2 separate regions of the Homo sapiens genome follow, and region 2 is linked to region 1. Evidence: read pairs that join two places in POLR2A ChIA-PET (ENCODE). Cell type or tissue: PC-9. All regions are shown on one strand. Each heading gives the region's core, and the rest is flanking DNA. Links, peaks and the distances in the headings are about the cores only.

The links. Peaks named below come from ENCODE experiments on the same cell type or tissue, not always from the same donor. Only the 100,000 strongest peaks of a DNase experiment are listed, where the experiment ranks them.
Region 2: POLR2A ChIA-PET joins it to region 1 with 5 read pairs; 9 of 35 experiments call an interaction of 5 or more read pairs at or near these places.

What each region holds. Positions count from the first base shown.
Region 1 is chr12:6,811,006-6,816,910 of GRCh38, forward strand. CD4 (CD4 molecule) reads left to right here. Exons shown (of 10, transcript NM_000616.5): 4 at 3,137-3,295; 5 at 3,754-3,987; 6 at 5,051-5,398. Among named protein-coding and RNA genes, the nearest start is that of GPR162, 7.9 kb to the right of the region's middle. In PC-9, for the core only: no CTCF peak of the experiment used is centred there; a DNase peak (open chromatin) is centred at 2,566; H3K27me3 peaks cover 2,025 bases.
Region 2 is chr12:6,657,738-6,663,642 of GRCh38, forward strand. ING4 (inhibitor of growth family member 4) reads right to left here and starts at 5,382. Exons shown (of 8, transcript NM_016162.4): 1 at 5,328-5,382. The coding sequence starts at 5,364. RefSeq lists an enhancer at 5,353-5,412. In PC-9, for the core only: no CTCF peak of the experiment used is centred there; no DNase peak of the experiment used is centred there; H3K4me3 peaks cover 1,368 bases.

The DNA of each region.
Region 1 (5,905 bases), core at 608-4,607:
ACAGTAAGAGCTGAGCAGTGGGGAAGAGGACTGTGTGGTCTGGAAGAGGAGAGAAAGGAGAGTGAGTGACTGAACTGGTATCCAGGCTCCCACACCAAGGCAGAAAGAGGGAGAGGACCTGGGCATCTCAGGGAGGCAGAGGCAGTACCAAGCAGGGTGAGAGGCTTTAGTCTTAGCCACCTTTGCCCCATTCCTCCAAATATACATTCTAAGTAAAAACAAAACAAAACAGAACTGTTTGCTATGTAAATTTAGCTTCTAAAGCCCTGTTCTACAGAGATTTTGGAGCTTCCACTGCACCCAGAAAATGCACAGCTAAAGAGAAAACTTCCCTTGGTGATGGTTATTAGATTTTACAAGAAGAGGCCAAAGGAGACACATACTTATGCCAGAAGAACTTTCCAGAGATAGCATTGCATAGCGAAATAGCCTGAATTATTTTTATTTTTTAAAACATTTTTTCTTTTCTTTTTTCTTTTCTTTTTCTTTTTTTTTTTTTTTTTTTGAGACAGAGTCTCACTCTGTCACCCAGGCTGGAGTGCAGTGGCGTGATCTTGGCTCACTGCAATCTCCACCTCCCGGGTTCAAGCCATTCTCCTCCCTCAGCCTCCCAAGTAGCTGGGATTACAGGCATGCGTCACTATGCTCTGGCTAATTTTTTTTTTCTTTTTTTTTTTGGTATTTTTAGTAGAGATGGGGTTTCACCATGTTGGCCAGGCTGGTCTTGAACTCCTGACCTCAAGTGATCCACCGCCTTGGCCTCCCAAAGTGCTGGGATTTCAGGCGTGAGCCACCGCACCCGGCCAAAAATTTCTTTTCTTTAAGATGAGGCCTCACTCTGTTGCCCAGGCTGGAGTGCAGTGTTACAATCATAGCTCACTGTAACTTTGAACTCCTGGGCTCAAGTGATCCTCCTGCTTCAGCCTCTCAAGTAGCTGGGATTACAGGCATGTGCCACCACACCCAGCTAATTTTTTTTAAAATAATTTTTTTTAGAGACGAGGGTCTCGATTGGCTGCCTAGGTTGGTCCCAGACTCCTGACGGGCTGCATTTTAATCCTAGCTCCACCACTTACGGGAGTCAAAATTCAAAAGATAGAAAAGGGCATATAGGCTGGGTGCAGTGGCTCACACCTGCAATCCCAGCAATTTGGGAGGCTGAGGTGGGCGGGTTGCTTGAGGTCAGGAGTTCGAGATCAGCCTGGGCAACATGGCAAAACTTGTATCTACTAAAAATACAAAAATTAGCCAGATGTGGTGGTGTACACCTGTAATCCCAGCTACTCCGAAGGCTGAGGCAAGAGAATCCCTTGAACTCAGGAGGCAGAGGTTACAATGAGCAGAGATCGAACACTCGACTCCATAAAAACAAACAAACAAAAAAAGAAAGCAGGCTGGGTGTGGTGGCTCACGCCTGTAACCCCAGCACTTCGGGAGGCCAAGGCGAGCGGATCACCTGAGGTTGGGCATTCGAGACCAGCCTGACCAACAAGGAGAAACCCTGTCTCTACTGAAAATACAAAATTAGCCGGGCTTGGTTGCGCATGCCTGTAATCTCAGCTACTCGGGAGGCAGAGGCAAGATAATTGCTTGAACCCGGGAGGCGGAGGTTGCGGTGAGCCAAGATCATGCCATTGCACTCCAACCTGGGCAACAATAGCGAAACTCCATCTCAAAAAAAAAAAAGCAAAGGGCATATAGTGAAAAGCTTTCTTCCTACACATGAGTATTCACTTCCTCTTCCTAGAGGCAACCAAGGTTATTTTTGTGTGTGTGTGTGTGTGTGTGTGTGTGTGTGTGTGTTTTGGGACAGTCTCACTCTCTCACCAAGGCTGGAATGCAGTGGTGCGATCTCACTGCAAACTCTGCCTCCCAGTCTCAAGCGATCTTGTGCCTCAGCCTCCCAGTTTTTTTTTCTTTTAAATGGGGTCTCATTCTGTCGCCCAGGGTGGAGTGCAGTGGCATGATCATAGCTCACTGCAGCCTCGACCTCCTGGGTCAGGTTATCCTCCCACCTCAGCCTCCGGCATAGCTGGGGCTACTGGCATGCACCACCACACTCAGTTAATTTTTTTTCTTTTTTGAGACAGAGTCTCACTCTGTCACCTAGACTGGAGTGCAGTGGTGCCATCTCATTTGTTTCACTGCAACCTTTGACTTCTGGGCTCAAGTGATTCTCCCACCTCAGCCTCCCAAGGCGGCTAATTAAAAAAAATTTTTTTTTTTTTTTTTTTAGAGATGGGGTTTCGCCATGTTGCCCAGGCTGATCTCGAACTCCTGGGCACAAACAATCTTTCCACCTCGATCTTTCAAAGAGCTGGGATGAGAGATTTCCACCATGCCTGGCCTCATTTTCTTTTTTAATTTTTTTTTAGACATTATAGCTCTTTTTAATGGCCTCATTTTCTTATGTTTAATTCGAGAATTATTCTTTTCATATACAAAGAATATATTTTCTCCACCTTTAAAAACAAATAGTAGACTGTTTAACATCTCGCTTTATTCAGTTAGTGATGTTTCTTAGATACGGGTCCAAATTAGTACACAAAGCACTTCCTCATTCCTCTCTTACGGCTGCATAGCAGTCCACTGAATGGGTGAGCTATGATCTATTTAACCTATTCTTTATTGATGGACATTTGGTTTTGTATATACATTTGTAATTCTGTATAGATTACAAATCACCATCCAAAGAAATTGTACTGGTTTATTCTCCTACAATGTGTGAGAGTTGGGTAATTACTTAATCTCAATATGTGAGAGTTTAGGCAGTTACCTAATCTCTCTGAGTCTCAGTTTCTCTATCTGCAAAATAAACAAAACAGTGTTGACAGTATCTATTTCTCGGAATTATTGTGGAGATTACTGAGATGATGCCTGTAAAGTATTTGGCATGTAGGAGTTGGTGCTCTCCAAATAAGGATATGATTTTATTTGTATTTGTGAGCTACTGTCCCAGCCAGGTAAATGGATATGATGAGACCTCCTTGCCAGACCGGGTTTCTCTGATTAGAACGAGGAGCAGATGTTGCAGGAAATTAGCAACTGATATCAGAAGAGCCGTGGGCATTCTCTTGCCAGAGGTGCCCTGTCTCCAGGGCGCCTCAGTCCCCCCCCATATGTCTTCTGCTCCCAGGTCCATCCAAGCTGAATGATCGCGCTGACTCAAGAAGAAGCCTTTGGGACCAAGGAAACTTTCCCCTGATCATCAAGAATCTTAAGATAGAAGACTCAGATACTTACATCTGTGAAGTGGAGGACCAGAAGGAGGAGGTGCAATTGCTAGTGTTCGGATGTGAGTGGGGCAGGTGGGGATGAGGATACCTCCTGCCTGGTTCCCTTCCCCACTACTCCCACCCCTGCACCAAATCCAGCCTGAGCTGGTGATACCGCAGCAGCCCCAAGAGGACCAGGCTGTCAAACTGGCCTCCAAATGTCTTAAAACCCTTCTTGATCAGGTGAGGGATGCTGGTGGGCGGAGGAGGGAAGAGGCCTTGGGAAAAGGAAAGAAAAGGGAAGGAGGCAAGGGAAGGAGGGAGAGAGACTGGGGAAGAGAGGATGAGGGGAGAGGAGGAAAGAAGAGAGAGAGGAGGGGAGAGGGAAACCCTATCTTGGCTGGGGGTGCGCAGCTGGGTGCTGGGAGGAAGGAGATGTTGGGACGGCGATAATGGAGAGATGTTGTTGGTTTCCTGTTGTCTGCCCTTCTCCTTGGGGATGGTATGTGTGTGACACAGCTGGCCTTTCCCTCCACAGTGACTGCCAACTCTGACACCCACCTGCTTCAGGGGCAGAGCCTGACCCTGACCTTGGAGAGCCCCCCTGGTAGTAGCCCCTCAGTGCAATGTAGGAGTCCAAGGGGTAAAAACATACAGGGGGGGAAGACCCTCTCCGTGTCTCAGCTGGAGCTCCAGGATAGTGGCACCTGGACATGCACTGTCTTGCAGAACCAGAAGAAGGTGGAGTTCAAAATAGACATCGTGGTGCTAGGTAAGGGAAGCCCCTCTTCGCGCAGTCTCCTCCCTGCCCCAGGGGCTGACAGCCCCTCCCTCTGCTCTGACTGCCCTGTTTCTGGTTCTGGTGCTGGGAGGTCAGGAGTGGAGAAGACTAGGTCCCCTAGAGCTGAGGCCTGTCTTGAAGGACTCACTGGGGCCCTCATCCTCAGGGGGCTGATTGGCAGCCACCCCTCAGTGTGGTGGACATGGAGAAAGGAAAGGCTGGGGAAGGTAAGGATGCTAGAGGCCCGAGTCTCCTTTGGAGGCCCCAAAGGAGGAATGTCAGGGAGCTTACTTTCTTTGTTGCCTCAGCTCCACACCCCTACCAAGTTGGCAAATCCACTTACTCAGGGACACTAACACCAGTAAGCCAACCCTGATGATGTTCTATGTTGTACCTCTGGACCTCTAAGCCAGGCCACTGTGGGGAGACCAAGGTCCTACCCCAGATCCTGTCCCCTGGGTGCTTATGTGACTTAAGGTAGACATAAGGTAGTGTGCCAGTTTAGTGCATGTACGCTGATTGAAATCCTGGTTCTGCCACAACCATGTGACCTTGGGTGAGTTACTAAACCTCTCTGCACCTTGGTTTCAGCCTCTGTGAAATGGGGATGATGTTAACTGCCATAGTGACTACCTCGTATTAAGTTGAGGACTGATATACGTAAGGCACTGAAAATGGTGCCTGGCACAGAGTAAGCCCTAGTTAAGTGTTCGCTGTTATTTTGTGAAGGGTGATGAATACGCCTCTAAGGAGTGGAGGCCAAATGGCTTCTGTGGTCCAGGAATCCTAAGGACAGCAAGGATCCCCTGTGGCTGGGCTGCTCTGTGATGGCTTCCGGGAGGAGGGAGGTGGCCTGCTGTAGGAAAATGCTGGGTGGAAGAAGGGAGAGAAGGCTGGAGAGGTAGGAAGGAACTGAAGTATCTGAAGTGACAAGGTGGGTGTCTGGACTCGTCGGGTCCCCTTCCATCTCCCTGCTGCCTCCACATGCCAACCCCACTCGTGCACCCTCATCTTCCTATCTCCTCACCCAGGGTCTCTCCCTTCCCACCTCCAGCTTTCCAGAAGGCCTCCAGCATAGTCTATAAGAAAGAGGGGGAACAGGTGGAGTTCTCCTTCCCACTCGCCTTTACAGTTGAAAAGCTGACGGGCAGTGGCGAGCTGTGGTGGCAGGCGGAGAGGGCTTCCTCCTCCAAGTCTTGGATCACCTTTGACCTGAAGAACAAGGAAGTGTCTGTAAAACGGGTTACCCAGGACCCTAAGCTCCAGATGGGCAAGAAGCTCCCGCTCCACCTCACCCTGCCCCAGGCCTTGCCTCAGTATGCTGGCTCTGGAAACCTCACCCTGGCCCTTGAAGCGAAAACAGGAAAGTTGCATCAGGAAGTGAACCTGGTGGTGATGAGAGGTGAGGGGCCAGGCCAGGGAGGGGTGGGCAGGGGAAGGAGTTGGAGGGGCCTGGCCCAGGGCTCCCTCTGAGGCAAGCCAGGCCCCAAGAGGGGATGCCTAGGCCCTGGTCACCTGGATGAAGTGAGGGAGGGCCCTCTGGGTTTGGGGCTGGTTTTGAACTGAGACATCCATGAGCCAGCCTGGGGCTGGCTTCACTGAAGATCCCCAAAGCACTTGGGCTAAGAACCAGGGTTCCAGTTCTTCCTATAACCAACCCTCTGTGACCCTGGCTAAGCCCCCTCCCACTGCAGGCCTGCTTCCTGACCTGTCTAATAAGGATAATGAAATCTGCTCTCTGTGTGATAGTAATGATGATAATGTCAAGCTCCAAATTGAGTTTCTGGCTTCCTTATCTCCTTATCATCATAACGACTCTGCAAATAGTAATGGCTAACACTTGATGCTCAGCACGTGTCGGGCCCCATCCAAACACTTTACATGTATGCCTGCCTTTAGTACTATCTGG
Region 2 (5,905 bases), core at 1,315-5,314, 150 kb before region 1:
TGGCCAACATGGTGAAAGCCTGTTTCTACTAAAAATATAAAAATTAGCCAGGTGTGGTGGCACGTACCTGTAATCCCAGCTATTCAGGAGGCTGAGGCAGGAGAATCACTTGAACCTGGGAGGCAGAGGTTGCAGTGAGCCAAGACTGCACTACTGCACTCCAGCCTGGTGACAGAGCGAGACTCTGTCTCCAAAAAAAAAAAAAAAAGCTCTTCCCTTTCTTTTCCTTTTTTGTTTTTTGAGACGGAGTCTGGCTCTGTTGCCCAGGCTGGAGTGCAGTGGCACGATCTTGGCTCACTGCAGCCTCCACCTCCTGGGTTCAAGTGATTCTCCTGCCTCAGCCTCTGGAGTAGCTGGGACCACAGGCGCGCGCCACCACACCCGACTAATTTTTGTATTTTTAGTAGACACAGGGTTTCACCATTTTGGCCAGACTGGTCTTGAACTCCTGGCCTCAGGTGATCCGCCCGCCTTGATCTCCCAAAGTGCTGGGATTACTGGCATGAGCCACTAAGACGGGCCCCTTTCTTTTATTTTCCATCTCTGCCTCCAAGCTCTTTGTCCTCAAATTACAAATAGTCTCCTGGTATCCTCTATTATACACATAACACTTCCAATCTACTTCCATATAGTAGCCAGAATGTCCTTTTTAAAAAATGCAAACCTGGCCAGGCACGGTGGCTCATGCCTGTAATCCCAGCACTTTGGGAGGCCCAGGTGGGCGCATCAGCTGAGCTGAGGAGTTCAAGACCAGCCTGGGCAACATGGTGAAACTCTGTCTCTACCAAAAATACAAAAACTTAGCCAGGCTTGGTGCACATGCCTGTAATCCCAGCTACTTGGGAGGCTGGGGCACAAAAATCCCTTGAACCTGGGAGGTGGACATTTCAGTGAGCCGAGATCACGCCAATGCACTCCAGCCTGGATGACAGAGCAAGACACTGACTCAAAAAAACAAAAACAAAAACAAACACAAAAATAAAAAATGCAAACCTAATCAAGTCACTCTCCCGCTTATAACCTTCTGGTCACTTCCTACTGCTCTGAAGATGTTCTGCGCTTTCTGGCCCTTGCTTACCTCACACCAGCCTGAACTCATGTCAGTCTCCCTTTGTGCTCTGCTTTGCCCATACTGGCCTCCTCGCACTGCCTCAAACTGGCCTGTGCTCCTCCTGCCATTTGGCTTTCCACATGCTGTTCTCTCTAGTTGGAATGCACCGCTCGCTTTTCCTCATCCCATCCACCCCATCCCTCTTGGCCTATTAAATTCCTGTTCGTTCTTCCAAAGTTCAGCTCAAACTCAACTTTCCCAGACTCTGTTAACTGCCCTCGATCTATGTCAAGGTATTCTAGCCACCTTTTTAAAGCACTTATCCAACTGTAATTAAATAAATGTGTAATTAGTTGGCTGGGTGCGGTGGCCCATGCCTGTAATCCAGCACTCTGGAAGGCAGGTGGATCACTCAAGGCCAGGAGTTCAAGACCAGCCTTGGCAGCCTGGCAAAACCCCATCTCTACTAAAAATACAAAAATTAGGGCCAGGCACGGTGGCTCATGCCTGTAATTCTAGCACTTTGGGAGGCCGAGGCGGGTGGCTCACTTGAAGCCAGGAGTTCAAGACCAGCCTGGCCAACATGGTGAAACCTGTAATCCCAGATACTTGGGAGGCTGAGGCACAAGAATTGCTTAAATCCGGGAGGTGGAGGTTGCAGTGAGCTGAGATCGCACCACTGCACTTCAGCCTGGGTGACAGAGTGCGACTCCATCTCAAAAACAAAACAAAACAAAAATTAGGCCAGGCGCGGTGGCTCACACCTGTAATCCCGGCACTTTGGGTGGCCGAGGAGAGCAGATTACGAGGTCAGGAGATTGAGACCATCCTGGCTAACATGGTGAAACCCCGTCTCTACTAAAAATACAAAAAAATTAGCTGGCCGTGGTGGCGGGCGCCTGTAGTCCCAGCTACTCGGGAGGCTGAGGCAGGAGAGTGGCGTGCATCCAGGAGGTGGAGCTTTCAGTGAGCCGAGATCGCTCCACTGCACTCCAGCCTGGGCGACAGAGCGAGACTCTGTCTCAAAAAAAAAAAAAAAAAATAGATGGGCATGGTGGCCTGTGGCTGTAGTTCCAGTTACTCAAGAGACTGAGGCAGGACAATTGCTTGAACCAGGGAGGTAGAGGTTGCAGCCCGGGCAAAAGAGCAAGACTGTTTCAAAAAACAAAAAAATTAAAAAAAATAATGTGTAATTAGTTATTTGGTATCTGTCTCCCCAGGCCGAACATGGCTATCATATTCTCTCCTGTTTCCATAGTGTTTAGAATTATGACTTGCAAAGAGCAGGTACTCAGTAAATACTTGAATAAATGCATGAATATTTGTCACCCCAGTACAAGAGAAATCTCTTGCCAAGACTCCACCTAAAACTTTAAAAATGCCTCTACTTGCTGGGCACAGTGGCTCACGCCTGTAATCCCAGCATTCTGGGAGGCCAAGGCAGGTAGATCGCTTGATCTCAGGAGTCTGAGACCAGCCTGGGCAATATGGCCAGATCCTGTCTCTATAAAAATTAAATATATATATAAAAAATAAAAGGCCTGGTACGGTGGCTCATGCCTGTAATCCCAGCACTCTGGGAGGCCAAGGTGGGTGGATCACCTGAGGTTGGGAGTTTGAGACCAGCCTGGCCAACACAGTGAAACCTCATCTCTACTAAAAATACAAAAATTAGCTGGGTATGGTGGCGGGCACTGTAATCCTAGCTACTCAAGAGGCTGAGGCAGGAGAATCACTTGAACCCGGGAGGCAGAGGTTGCAGTGGGCCAAGATCGCACCATTGCGCTCCAGCCTGGGTGACAGAGTGAGACTCTGTCTCAAAAACAAACAAACAAACAGAAAAACTAAAATAAAATAAATAAAAAAAAATAAAATGCCTCTACTGTTTAAACCTACAACTTCAGGTCTGCTACCACCAGTTCACAAGACTGAGTCACTGGTGATTTACCAAATCTAATGGTGTTATTAAGCCTATCCTAAAAAATATCTCTGCAGCAGTTGGCATGATCTTTTCTCCGCTGAGTAACTTTCTTTTCTTTTCTTTTGAGGTGTAGTGTCGCTCTTGTCGCCCAGGCTGGAGTGCAATGGCGCAATCTCAGGTTCAAGGAATTCTTGTGCCTCAGCCTCCCAAGTAGCTGGGATTACAGGCGTCTGCCACCACGCCCAGCTAATTTTTGTATTTTTAGTAGAGACGGGGTTTCACTATGTTAGCCAGGCTGGTCTTGGAACTCCTGACCTAAGGCGATCCACCCATCTCAGCCTCCCAATGTGCTAGGATTATAGGCGTGAGCCACCGCTCCCAGCCTTTTTGTTTTTGTTTTTTTTTTGAGGCGGAGTCTCACTCTGTTGCCCAGGCTGGAGTGCAGTGGCATGATCTCGGCCCACTGCAACCTCCACCTCCCAGGTTCAAGCGATTCTCCTGCCTTAGCCTCCTAAGTAGCTGGGACTACAGGGGCACACCACCACACCTGGCTATTTTTTTTATTTTTAGTAGAGACGGGGTTTCACCATGTTAGCCAGGCTGGTCTCGATCTCCTGACCTCATGATCCGCCTGCCTCAGCCTCCCAAAGTGTTGGGATTACAGGCATGAGCCACCGTGCCTGGCCACCAGCCTTTGTTTTTTTTTTTTTTTTTTTTTTTGAGAGGGACACGGAGTCTTTCTCTGTCACCCAGGCTGGAGTGCAGTGGTATGTATGATCTTAGCTCACTGCAATCTTCACCTGCTGGGTTCAAGTGATTCTCCTGACTCAGCCTCCCAAGTAGCTGGGATTACAGTCACATGCCACCATGCCCAGCTAATTTTTTTTTTTTTTTAAAGTAGAGACTGGGCTTCACCATGTTGGACAGGGTGATCTCAAACTCCTGACCTCAAGTGATCTGCCCGCCTTGGCCTCCCAAAGTGCTGAGATTACAGGCATGAGCTACTGTGCCCAGCCTGTCTACCTCACTTTCTAAGCAGGAAGAAGCCACCTTAGATTCTTCCTTCTCTCTCAACCACTCAGTCATTCAGTCAGTCCTTTCATATTTAACTCCTAAATACTTCTGTAACTCCCTAAAATCAGGTTCTTATCTCTGTCCTGGAATGTTATCACTAATTGATCTCTGTTATCAACAATATCATGCTCCAATTTACCATATATTAGTCATTTTCCTCTATAAAAATCATACTCTACTTTAAAATGCAAACTTCTTCGTTTGGCTTAAAAGACCTTGTCCAATCTAGCCTCAGCCTCTTTCTCCAGTCTCCTTTCTCAATTTCTTACCTTAGATTCATAAATATCAAATACGCTGACCTCTGAGTCATAAATATCAAACACCCTTGACCTTGCCACAAACCCATCACAGTACCTTTGCGGATGCTTTCCCCAACCTGGAATTCCTTTTTTCTCTCCTCACTGGCAAATAACCTTCAAGACCCTATTCAAACATCACCTCCGCTGTAAAGCTTTTCCTACATCCCCAGGTAATTACCCCCCTTTTCTCCAGGGTTGCCTACCAAGTGTCCTTTTTAATGTATTTCCATTATCTCACTTGTCACAGTGTTTTATAATTATTTGCAGAATCTGTTTCCTACTAGATCGTGAGCTTCTTGAGGGCAGGAGCCTTGTCTTACTCATTTTTCTATCCCTAGTGCCTGCCATTATGTCTGACCCATAGCAGGACCTCAATAAATATTTGTTGAATAAATGACTCCGGGCCCTAAAACAAATGTAAGCGCACAGAGCAATAGGCTTTCTGCAGGGGTGGTTTACATAAATCGCATAAACACCAGATTTTCATTTGATGGGAATTAGATCTTTACTCCATGAAGAGAAGCGTTCTAGTTCATCATCTGACAGTGGTCACTCATCACCACCACTCTCAACCCCATGAGAAGCCACTTTTGAGGAAGAATGGAGTGGAGGAGAGGTCTTTACCGCTTCTCCAAATGGCAGTGTGTGATAACGATTCTGAACGACTATGGGGAAAAAAATCTACCGAGGCTGGAGACCCTGGAGAATGGGGGCAGCAACTATCTTCCTGGCCATGCACACTAGCCCTTCAAGACACGTCTCTAACCCCCACACCGCACCCCTCCCTCGTCTACACCCATCAGCGGGGCCTCGATCCTGCTGCCCCGCCCCCTCTTTCTCCGCACCCTCCAATATTTCCTGCCACAGAACCGCTTCATAATTGTGACCTTCTCGTCACTGGAACTTAAGGGCTACAGATCCTCTCATCCCTGATCCCCGCACCACTCTGCAGCCCCGACCCCCACCTCCAGCCTGCTCTTACTGTCCAGATAATGTTCCAAATACATCCCCGCAGCCATCTCGAAGCAAAACAAAGCAACTTCCGATCCGCCCCGGAAGTGACTGTAACGCGACAGGGGCCGAAGCCATTTTGCGGCTAAAGCCTTTCCGCCCTTAAAAGGAGAACTTCCGCCCTTAAAAGGAGAACTTCCGCCCTTAAAGGAGAACTTCCGCCCTTACTATATTACCGCCGGTACACATCCGCCCGACACTGAAACTTTTCCTTTTGCATGGTAGCCACGACCGCCCACAGTGAGGCGGCTGTAGCCCGCTTCCGCCCTTACAGACACCCCAGGACGCGACCGAGACAGGTATGACGTCACTGGAGGTCGCCATTTTGCATTCTCTAGCAAACTTTTTTCCCTCCAAAACGGGAATGTATGGTAATCCGTGCAGGGGTAACTGTTCACTTTAGGCTCATATTGCGTAAACATACCTTCTCAGCAACTGGAAGATCCAACTTTTTTTCCCTCTTTTGCAGAATGACTTTTTTCAAGCCAGTTAGTTTCTTAAGGAAGTTGGGGAAGAGTATCAGGCCTTGAGACATTTAAACCGTCTGAA